Linked DNA regions of Homo sapiens: region 1 is linked to region 2. Evidence: read pairs that join two places in POLR2A ChIA-PET (ENCODE). Cell type or tissue: PC-9. All regions are shown on one strand. Each heading gives the region's core, and the rest is flanking DNA. Links, peaks and the distances in the headings are about the cores only. Region 1 overlaps SNX33 (sorting nexin 33). Region 2 has its middle 33 kb from the start of UBE2Q2.

Region 1 (5,372 bases), core at 111-5,110, 150 kb before region 2:
ACTGTCTTCCCAAGATCCTTCCTGTTGCACAATGGGAAACCTAAGAGGAAAAAGACAGGGGCCTGCTTGCCCAGCCATGCGAGGGATTCCATGCCCACCTGCCCTCTGTCTGCCTCGCTGGAATGTGGGCCCCTGCTCCCCGTCAGGTTGTGCTGTCTCTGACCTATGTTTACATCCCCGAGGGGTTTCTGCCTCCTCCCCACCCAGGTCAGGGTGTGGTCCAGCAGCTTGCTGTGGGGTGCTGACATGTGTCACCACTGCCCCCCTTGCCCCCGGGGGGGTCATGGTCTCCTCCTGGATGCTGCTCCTTGAATCTTTTTTCTTGATAAACCTTTTACAATTAAGATAACACAAGCATGACTTTTTCTGTTTGGATCCCAGAAAGGCGGAGGGCAGGAGAAGGATAGAGCCCTAATTGCTCCTGAGAGCCATTGGATGAGATTCTGAGGTCGTGGTGGGCACAAATTTTCCACAGAACCTCAAAAGTTCAGGGGAGGGCTATGCTGGTGGAAGGTGCCAGCAGGCAGGAGGAGCTAGAGGCGGCTGTGGACCCCTGGGTGGATCCATCCCTCCCTAGAACGCACTCTTGTCTCTAAAACAGGTGGAGTGCTGCCCAGGGGACTGGCTGTACTGCCTTGTGATCTGGGGCTGAGGGTTGTATGAGGAAGGGACAGGACGCTGTGCCCTAGGACAATTAATAGATGGTGGCTCCTCTCCCCAAGGAGCCATGCCCTGGCCTTGCCCTTGAAAAGCCCTAGTCCAGGGGAGGGAAGTGGGGGACTCAGAAGCTGTGTCTCTTCCCCAAACCGTCCTGGGTACCCAGCCCTGCGGAGGCTCCCACATTGGAAACTGAAGAGGACGCTGGCTGTTGGGGGTGCCCTGATCAGGATGAGCGGACCTTGCTCTTGGATCTGTTCATCCACAGATGAGAGGAGGGTACTGGTTGAGACTTGGCTCTCCTTTGGAGGCAATGGGGACTTGGTGGAGGGAGGGCTTCCAGGGTCAAGGCCGTCAGGGAAGGTTGGCTAGACCAGGGACCAGGGAGCTTGTGCAGGAAGATGGAGAAGGGCCAGCAGGTGCGGTGGGGGAAGGGGCGGGCAGGACTCCCTGTTCAGGGCATAGCGTCCTCAGAGGAACTTCTGGAATGGGTCCCCCTGGCCCTTGGTCAACATTAGGTCAGATTTGGGACTTTCTGAGGAATTTTCCCCTCTCTCCACCCTGCCCCATTTTCTAACCCATCCGAGGAACTTCCCGCCCTTAACCTCTTCTCAGCTCTGCCATCCATGTAGCCATCTGCAGAAGGGGCTCTGAGCAGTGGGGGCTGGGCCAGGCCGAGGCAGGGCTGGTGGGAATGCTCCTCCTAACCCATGGTGCCTGGAAAGTCCCCTGCTCATGCTTCCTGCTCTGGGAACAGTGTTGTCCTCTGTGTGCCTTCCTTGAGAGGGGACCACCTCCCAGGCCTTCCATCCTCAGGGTGAGGCCATCAGTCTGATACTTTTCTCAGGAGGGACTTGGATCCAGGAGAAGCATCAGGAAGTGGAGTCTTGGGATAATGCCAGGCCTGCTCCTGGTATCCTGAGGTCTCTGGGCTGGGGCAGGTGTGTGTGTGGCAGGGAGGGAGGCTGTCCTGGCCCTCCTCTCTCTTTTCTTTCTGCCTCTATGGGGGTGGGGGTATTGGGGGAACTTGGGGCCGTTCTGGGGTAGCTAAGCCCCTTTCAGCAGGAGATTGGGGGACCAGTGTTGGGGGCATCCTGGTGATGGCCGATTCCTGCCTCGTCACATGCCAGGCAGATGTTCCCGACTCGGCTGGACCCAGCTGCCTCGTTTCCTCCCTTACTTTGCTCTGAGGGGGTGGAAAACAAGGCTTCTCTTTCTGCCCTGGACAGCTACCAGCACCCGGGGTAGGGGATCCCCTGGTCACCAGTCTTGGCCCAGTACAGGAAAAGGAATCCGCTTTGTGGCCACAGATGGGGGCTGGGGATGGAAGCAGACCTCAGATCCTGCATCTCTTCACCCGCTGGACACAGGAGGGCTATGAACCACTGTGCCGTGGCTGCACCACTGGCTGGAGCAGAGCCAGGCCTGGGAGAGGCAGGTGGCCCCATCGGCCCCTGCTCTGCACCACCCCTCCCAGATGACAGAGCCATATGTCTTCCACGTGTCTACACACTCACAGACTCACGAATGTAATCGCTCAGTCTCACAACAAGCACACGCAGTCACACACCTGCCCACAGGCACATACGCCACATAAGCATGCCTGTATGCTCACACAGTCATACTGCCACACGCTATTACACATTCACAGCCACAGCCACACATGCCTTGCCATCCATTCAAAGCACCAGTGGCTACTTTGTCAGACACAGCCACACCACAGTCCTATGCACATGGTCATAGCCTCACACAGTGACACATACTCGGGCACACACCGCCACAAAGCCATGCTTGCACAGAGCAAAGGTGTCATAAGCATCTCTGTGCCTGGACTGCACCTGCATGACCTCCCAGGGTCCCCACCTCATCAGAGATTAAGGAGAGCTTTGCTTGGAGACACCACCCCTGGAGGGGGTGTCTCCAAGGGGGAGTAGAGCCAGTCACAAGCACCACATACAGGCACACAGCCTGAGGTCTAGGGATGCAATTGGGATGACTGGATACCACCAAGTTCAGCTCCTTATTGAACAGATGGGCGCCTGAGGCCCAGGGAGCAGTGGTGGCTGGCCTTATCACCCAGCAGGGCAGGGGATACTCTGGGGCCAGAGCCTGGCTCTGGGCAGACTCTGTTTCCTGGCCCTGCCCTCCCCTGGGCCAATCCTCTGGGCCAGGCTGCCTCTGAAGGCCCCTGGCTGAACCGATCCAGCAGAGCTCCAGGCAGCTCCCTTCTCAAGCTAGAGCTGAGCTGCAGTGGCCACGGGAGCCGGAGCCAGGATGCGGTGGGCAGGGCCTAGGCCTGGGCGGGAGGAACATTCCTGCACCATCTCCTCCCCAAGCATGTGAGGACCCAGCCCGCCCTGCCCGCCTGCCCGCTGACTCAGGCCTCCAGGAGCCAAGCCTGCTCAGCTCCCCCACCCACCCTAACCTGCTTCCCCACTAGTTCGGCTCTGGTTCCCCTCTCCACTGGCTGGGGCAGGAGAAGACGGTGAGCCCTGGTAGGAAGACCATGGGGAAAAATCAAACCTCACCACCCCCCGACATAGCTCAGAAGGGCTGATTGTGAAACCCAGCTCTGTTCAACATAGTTGAACACAAACTTTTTTTTTCTTTTGGTTTGGTTTTGTTTTGTTGGTCAAACCCCAGTGCAGTGCAGTCTGTTTAAGAAGTAGTGTCGCATAGCTGTGGCCTGGATCTGCTCAGCAGCCCCAGTAGGCAGCATTTATTCCCTTTCGCAACAAAGAGACTGAGACTTGGCCAGAGGGAAGATGGGACCTGCCTAGGTTCACACAGGGAATCTCTGGCGGGGCTGGACTCAAACCCAGCTCCCTGCCATCACTCCTTAGAGTCACACTGATGAACTCATTTAGGGCCAAAGGAAGAAGGGGAGGCAGATTTCCCCTCTAGATGAGTGAAGGGATAGGAGGCTGGTGAACCCAACGGCTGAAATGTGAAGGGTGAGAGGGTAGGGTGAGTCCCCCCAGCCCTGAGGGATGAAGGGTCTGAAGATGGCACTGCACGGTGACAGCTGCAGTGACTCAGGAGCTCCGTTTACAAAGGAACATGAGTGAGGAACATAACTTAATTTTTTTTTATATCTGACCTGAATTTCTGTTTTCCTCCCCCATTCCCCACATGGTAGAAGTGTAATCTCACATCAATTTGGGGACCCTTTCTTTCCCCAGGGATGTGTAGAACTTTTGGGGATGGCACATTTGAAGACCTTAGGGAGCTTTGCATTTTAAAGGCTGAATCCCACACTCTATCATACATATTAATATTTACCTGCATTCCACATTAAAGGGTTCAGTTTATGACTTGTGTCCTGTCTTGTAGATACTTAATTAAACGGTATTAATTTTGATTTTGCCCCTTTCTGTTGGTGCTCTGCTCTCTTCCCTCCTCCCCGCCCTGCCCACCCAGCAGCACACATTGTTACGGGTTGCTTCTTGCAGAACTCCTGGACCTGGATGCTGCCATTGGGCCTGCGATGCCCGCCATGGTCCTGGTCAGCATTGGGCCCTCCGATCATCTTGCCCTGCCTCCTGCCTTTCCCCTGCATGCTCCCTTGATGCCCATCCTGAGTCTCTGTGTGTCTGGCTCTTCTCTGCTCTTGGGCACTCAGGGCTCCTTCCATTTGCCCTGTACTAAGGGGCTGATAGAGGTCCTTTCTGTGGCCTGTGGCCCCCTCTGGGGCCTGTGGTCATCATTCCACAGCTCCCACTTCGCAGTCAAGCACAGGGAGCTCTGGGGTGCCGCTTAGACACCCCATGCCACCCTGTTTCTTCTGGGATCTGGCTCCTTTCTTGGGGTTCTACCTGGGATGGGGGTATGAGTCCCACTGCTTCGGAATCTCCCAGCCTCTGGGGATTCTACTATCTCCCAGTGCAGGCAGCACTGTGATGGGCACTGGATGGTCGTTATTTTACAACCACCCCATGTGCAAGAGATTATTACTGTCATTTTACACACCAGGAAATGGGGTCCAGCGAGGGGGGTGCTGGAGTAGCCAAGGCTGGTGCGAAACAGTACCCAGGCCTGGGCTACCTGTGCTGAGAGGCAGATGGCCAGTGCCAGGGCCGGGTGTTACAGGCTGGCGGAAGCCTGGAGGCACCTGGAGCCTCTTCTGGGCTGACCCGCACCCCTTGCTGCCATTTGGCAGGAGTGCTCTGGGGTTGGAGCAAGGGAGTATGAGGCTCCTCCATATAGCCCTGCTGCCCCCAGATAGCAGCAGCCCCCACCCCAACCCCATTCCTTTCCCTCTACCGCCCAGAGGCAAGTGCAGATCCTGACCAGTGTGGCCTTGCTGTAGGGATGTTTCTTAACTGCTTCATGCTTCTGTTTCTCCACTGAGAGGGGAGTTCCAGATGGCTGTTAGGAGGGTGACGTGAGCAGAACACATCATCTGGGCAGTGCCTGCACAGCCAGCGCCACTGAGGAGCAGGTGGGGTCATCAGCCTGAGTAGAGCTGGAGCAGCCCTGGGGAGAGAGAGTGCTAAGAATATTGGTACCCCCACTTCATAGGTTGGAAAACTGACTGGGCAAGCCCTTTAAAGCCACACAGTGGGTAGATGGCAGAGCTGGGCCTGGAACCAGGCCCCCAACCACCCCCAGACCTTTAGCCTTGCCCCGTGTTGCCACACTGCCTCCGTGGGGAGCAGATTCCTTGGGGTCCTTGGCTGTCATTGTACTTGTCATCCAGGGCAGGAGGGGTCCGC
Region 2 (5,372 bases), core at 317-5,316:
ACAAAACTGATCTGCAGACTGAGGTGGAGACAGAGACAAGGGAAGGAGCCTGCAAATCCTAACAGCGCTGGTGATTCTGAGTCCAGGTATTCCTGAGGCCCAGCTGTTCCCTGTCCTGCCCATGGCTAACTTACTGACCAATGAGCTTCCCTTCTTGCCTAAGCCAGTGAATTTTCTGTCACTCACATCCAAAGAGCCCGGACTGTAATGGCAGGGTATGGCAGGGCTGAGCTGGCTGGGGCAGAGGACGGTGTGGGTGGAATCAGCAGTGACAGGCACACAGGAAGTGCAGGTATCGAGTGGCCTCCATGAGGTCTCCCTCCAGCCCCGACTGTGAGCAAGGCTGGGCTCATACGCTCAGTAGGTCAGAGTGAGGGATTTGGTCAGAGGTGCCATGCTCAGGGCCATCTTTCTATGGGCCAGACTCTTCGTCATCAAAGGTTTTGCCATCAGAGACAGTTTTAGTCCTATCTTGGGTTCACTTGATCAATTGCTGTTCTCCTGCTTTCAGGATCTTTACACTAGGCTGCCCTACCTGGGGGTTAGGAAGCCATAGGCATCCTGGTCATAAGTCTGGACCCCAAAAAGGGCTTCTGCCAGCCTGCTAAGGGTTCCAGAGGGCAGGACTGAGGGGTGGTGGGAGGAGCCCAGCCTGGACGGCCGAGATATATATAGTGCTCTTGATTCATCTCTTGGAACTTTTCACCCATCAAGTTTAGGCTCCCAGTGGGGCACACATGGGAAAGACAATGCCCATGTCTTCAACTAGTTTCCCCATCAGAAGTGGTCATTGCACCAAGCACCCTCCTCCATTAAAACCGGACAGGCCAAGGGCCGCTTTCCTAATGGATGAGTCTTCTTGGTCTGTCTCATGTTCCCAACAGAGCTCCCTCCATGGGATGGGAAGGTGCCATCCCAGGGCCGCCGTTTTGACCCAGCCTCCAGCCAAAGCTGGTCCCCCTGCCAAGCAGGCCCTAGAGTTACACTGGAGAGTGACAAGCCTCATCTGAAGATTTCTTGCTGAAAATTGTCAGTTTCCTGCACAAGTACATCCTGGCAGTTTACACATTTATGCTTAGCGTTCCATTACTGGAACGCTAAGCTTGTGGAGTTATTTATATCCTACTGCTCAGTGTCATCGCCAAGGTCTGATTTTTCACAGAAAAACATTTGCAACCTCTGACATAATGAGTTAATTCAAATTAAACCCAGAAGGAGACTGCTGCTTCAGTCTCAACTGCTTGGAAATTGTGCTATGTAGAGCTTTCGTTTACTGAAAATTGTGCCTTCAGACTCTGTGCAGATTAACCTACTACATAGAGCAAGTACACACATAGGGCACCAACCAAGGACAAGTGTGTACCTGTGTGCACACACAAATAGAAAATCCAAAAATAAATATTTTAATTTCAGCTATCATGGAAGTTTTGTGTCATTTCTCCAAAAATGCCCATGTCAAATTTTATTTTATAATTTAGTCTTGTTTTTATTTAGAATTACTTAAGAAAAAGGGGAGCTGAGTGTGGTGGCTTATGCCTGTAATCCCAGCACTTTGGGAGGCTGAGGCAGAGGATTGCTTGAGCCCAAGAGTTTAAGATCATCCTGGGCAACTTGGTGAAACCCCATCTCTACAAAAAATACAAAAATTAGCCAGATGTGGTGGTATGTGCCTATGGTCCCAGCTGTGCAGGAGACTGAGGTGGGAGATTCATCTGAGTCTGGTAAGTTGACGCTGCAGTGAGCTGTGATCGCATCTTTGCACTCCAGCCTGATGACAGAGAGAAACTGTCTCAAAAAAAAAAAAAAAAAAAAAAAGGAAAAGGAAGAAAGAAAGGCAAAGAAAGAAAGAAAATGAAAGAAGAAAGAAAGAACGAATGAATGAAAGAAAGAAAGAAAGAAAAGAAAGAGAGGAGCTCTGCACAATAATTTTGCAGTGTCTTGGGTCTCTAAAGATCTTAATTAGGACCTAAACTCAGATTAGGCTGGGATCCTGGGCAGTGTGGCCCCAAATACAGTTATGGGAGGCCCTTCCAAGATAAGTCTAGACTGAGATAGAGTAGGTCTCAGGAGAGGGGCTGATATGCCCATGGTTCTCAACCTGGCTGCACCTGGAGAGCTTGGCATCACCTGGAGAGCTTGAAAACATTCTGATGCCCAAGCCCCACCCTAGAGATTCTGAGCTAATTGGTGGGGGATGGCCTGGGCACCAGGAATTTTCACAGCTCACCTGATGATGGCACTGTGCAGCCAGGGTAGAGAAATACTGACCTTTGCTTTCTCCACGTTGTGTCTGCCTTGGTTTTCCCATATTCCCCCAGGCTCCAGGATCTGAATGAACTACAGGAATTGAGAATTAGCCCTCCCACCCAGCCACTTTCTTCCCCTGCTGGGGAATCTTTGAGCCTTCATTTTGGCTATAGGCCTCGATATAACTCATCGGCCCAGGGATCGGGGCAGGAGTGGGGCTCCTGGCAGAGAGCAGAGTGTGGGCTTTGTAGTTACACAGACTTGCATTCAAGTCCCAGCTCTGTGATGTCAGAAGAAGATCTGATCCATAGTTGGTTACCCTGCGAAGTGGAGAAAGTGTCCGCCTAACCGGCAAGATCTCTTTGAGACTGAAATGAGAGAAAGCTGGGGCAACAAGTGAGTTCCTTCCGCGCCATTTCTGTGAGCTGGCCCTGTAGCTTCTCCTTGGTCCTTTGAGTTCTCAGCTTTAGCTCTCTTACTCCTGCTCCTTCTCCTCACTCTCTCTCTTTTCCACCCTGGATAAGTGCCCTGCTTCTCCCCACAGGTTAACCACCCTCCCCCGTACCCAGTGGGTGATGAAAGTCTTCCCTGGTTGTGCCAGCATCTCCCTGATACTTCCTTTCTCTCCTGCATTCAACCATGATGAAGCCCAGCACAGTCTCCCTCTCTTGTGCCCCATTTCCACCACAAGGTCACTGTCAGCTCTTACACAGACATCCCCAGTAGCTTCCACTTTGGCCTCTTCCAACCAGCCATTCTGGTATTGCAGCCATATTCATCTTTAAAAGCCCAATATTATTAAGTCACTCTCTTGCTAAATTCTGCAATGGCTTTGACTCACCCTTGGCCTGCAGGATCTGGCCCCTGCCTGCCTCTGCAGCCACCTTTTGCTTCATTCTTTCTCTCTTACTCCCTCTATCACCTCAGATCCCTGAGGGTTCCCTCCCTCCTACCTCAGGACCTTTGCACATGCTGTTCTCTCTGCCAGAAACACTTCTCTTTGACAGTGAATGCCTTCTCAAATATCCCTTATTTGGGGTGTTGACTACCCACCCCATCAGATTAGGTCCCTCACTATATGCTCTTATATCTCTTTATACTTTTTCAATTAAATAAATTTTGATCACGTGATTTATGGCCATCTCCCCTACTAGACTGTAAGCTCCATAACATCAAGGACCAGGCCAGTTTTTGTTCATCGTTGTAACCCAAATGCTTAGCACTGTGCCTGGCACAAACTAGGGGCCATTTGGACCAAGTGTCTAGGTTGTGTAGACTTGCAGCCCCTGTGGAAGTGTGTGGATAAACATGAGAAACAGGATGACTGCCTCCCCAGCATGGCTTGAGTGTTTCCTGGATGTGTCCAGGCGGGTATCACATGCTGGGTGGCATCAGAGGAGTGCCCTGTTTTCCTTTTATAAGAGAAGGAAAGGTTAGAGACTATGAACAGTCAGCTGTGGGATCATACAGTGTCTGCCCTGCTCCACTTGGCTCAAGGCCTCTGGGGAATGGGGATATGGGACAGGGACATGGCGCATGGTGCAAGTGGTTGTGGCAGCGAGCCTTATGGAGGAACAGCAGTGAGTCAGTCCCTTCTTGGCATGGGACGCTGCCTCTGCAGGCATAGGAGGCCATATTCCCCACTCTCACACCCAGTCAGTTGGGTGCTTCTAACTTGAGCTGTGGCATTTGGCATGTAAAAAATGCATTCCTGGTTTTCCAGCTTGGATCTCATGGTAAGCAGGGGTGTGAGGTCTGAGGAGGATGAGTGTTTCAGTGGAGATGTCTGGATAACTTTTAGGATAAGTATATCCCAAACATTGCATGGGATATACTCATACAAAAAAACTATTTGCTGTTTATCTGATATTGTAGGTTAACTGCATATCCTATAGTTTTCTTTGCTCAATCTGGTGCCCCTAAGCTTGGGGCTTCCTCACTTCACCGTGGTGCTGTTGTGCCCTTCCTTCATTATACCACACTAGGCTCTTGGGGTACACAGAGGAGTGAGACAGGACCCTTCCCTCAGGGAACTCACAGTCTAACATAAGAGATAAGAATTTGAACAGAGATCGCCAAAGCAATGCAAACTCTATTTCTGAGAATTTGGGGACCCTTGTTGGAATAGAACAGCTTTAGAATTCAGAAGAGATCAGAAATCATGGAACAGAATAGGAAGTCCAGAAACAAACCTGAAGGTTTTTCTTTTCTTTTTTTTGGAGATGGAGTCTCACTCTATTACTCAGGCTGGAGTGCAGTGGTGTGATCTTGGCTCACTGCAACCTCTGCTGCCTGGGTTCAAGCAATTCTCCTGTCTCAGCCTCCTGAGTAGCTGGGATTACAGGTGCCTGCCACTACGCCCAGCTAATTTTTATATTTTTAGTAGAGATGAGGTTTCACCATCTTGGCCAGGCTGGTCTTGAACTCCTGACCTCATGATCCACCCACCTCGGCCTCCCAAAGTGCTAGGATTACAGACATGAGCCAGCACGCCTGGCCACAAACCTGAATTTTTATAAGAATATATTGTTTTAGCGTGTGATAAAGGTGGCATTAAGACCTCTTGAGCAAAGAAGAATTATTCAATAAGTTTTGTTAGAGCAATTAATTAACTACCTGGAAAAAAATTAAGTTAGAATCATTACTACTTTAAACCTCATGCCAGAAATGAATTCCAGTTGTTGTAAAGATGTTAACAAATAAAACTGTAAACATACTAACTAGGAGAAAACATAAAAAAAGAATATTTACATGATCTTGGGGATTATGAAGGACTTTCTAAGCATGATGCTCAGTACTGTACAGAAGGTATAAAGAAAAATTGTTCTATTCATTGCAAATTTGTTCTATTCTTGCAAAATTGTTCTATTCATTGCAAATTTGTTTTTCTCAATAATTTCTTCTGTCTTTTCATTTGTTTTTCTGGTGTTTTGTAACATACAGAAGTTTTCATTTTTACATAATGAAGTATGTCAGTGTGAGTATTCCAACTACATAAAAGTACTCATCAACAAACAGGAAAAAGACAAACACAGTAATAGAAAAAATGAATCAAGGAAATATACCAGCAATTCAGAAAAGAAGAAATACAAATGTCCAATGAACATATAAAATAATATTCAATT

What was found. Peaks named below come from ENCODE experiments on the same cell type or tissue, not always from the same donor. Only the 100,000 strongest peaks of a DNase experiment are listed, where the experiment ranks them.
Region 1: POLR2A ChIA-PET joins it to region 2 with 14 read pairs; 5 of 35 experiments call an interaction of 5 or more read pairs at or near these places.

What each region holds. Positions count from the first base shown.
Region 1 is chr15:75,658,284-75,663,655 of GRCh38, forward strand. It overlaps SNX33 (sorting nexin 33), which reads left to right. Exons shown (of 2, transcript NM_153271.2): 2 at 1-4,018. Among named protein-coding and RNA genes, the nearest start is that of SNX33, 13 kb to the left of the region's middle. RefSeq lists enhancers at 1,581-2,154, 3,303-3,876. In PC-9, for the core only: no CTCF peak of the experiment used is centred there; a DNase peak (open chromatin) is centred at 2,998; H3K4me3 peaks cover 565 bases; H3K27ac peaks cover 1,913 bases.
Region 2 is chr15:75,807,927-75,813,298 of GRCh38, forward strand. No RefSeq gene overlaps it. Among named protein-coding and RNA genes, the nearest start is that of UBE2Q2, 33 kb to the right of the region's middle. In PC-9, for the core only: a CTCF peak has its summit at 2,235; no DNase peak of the experiment used is centred there.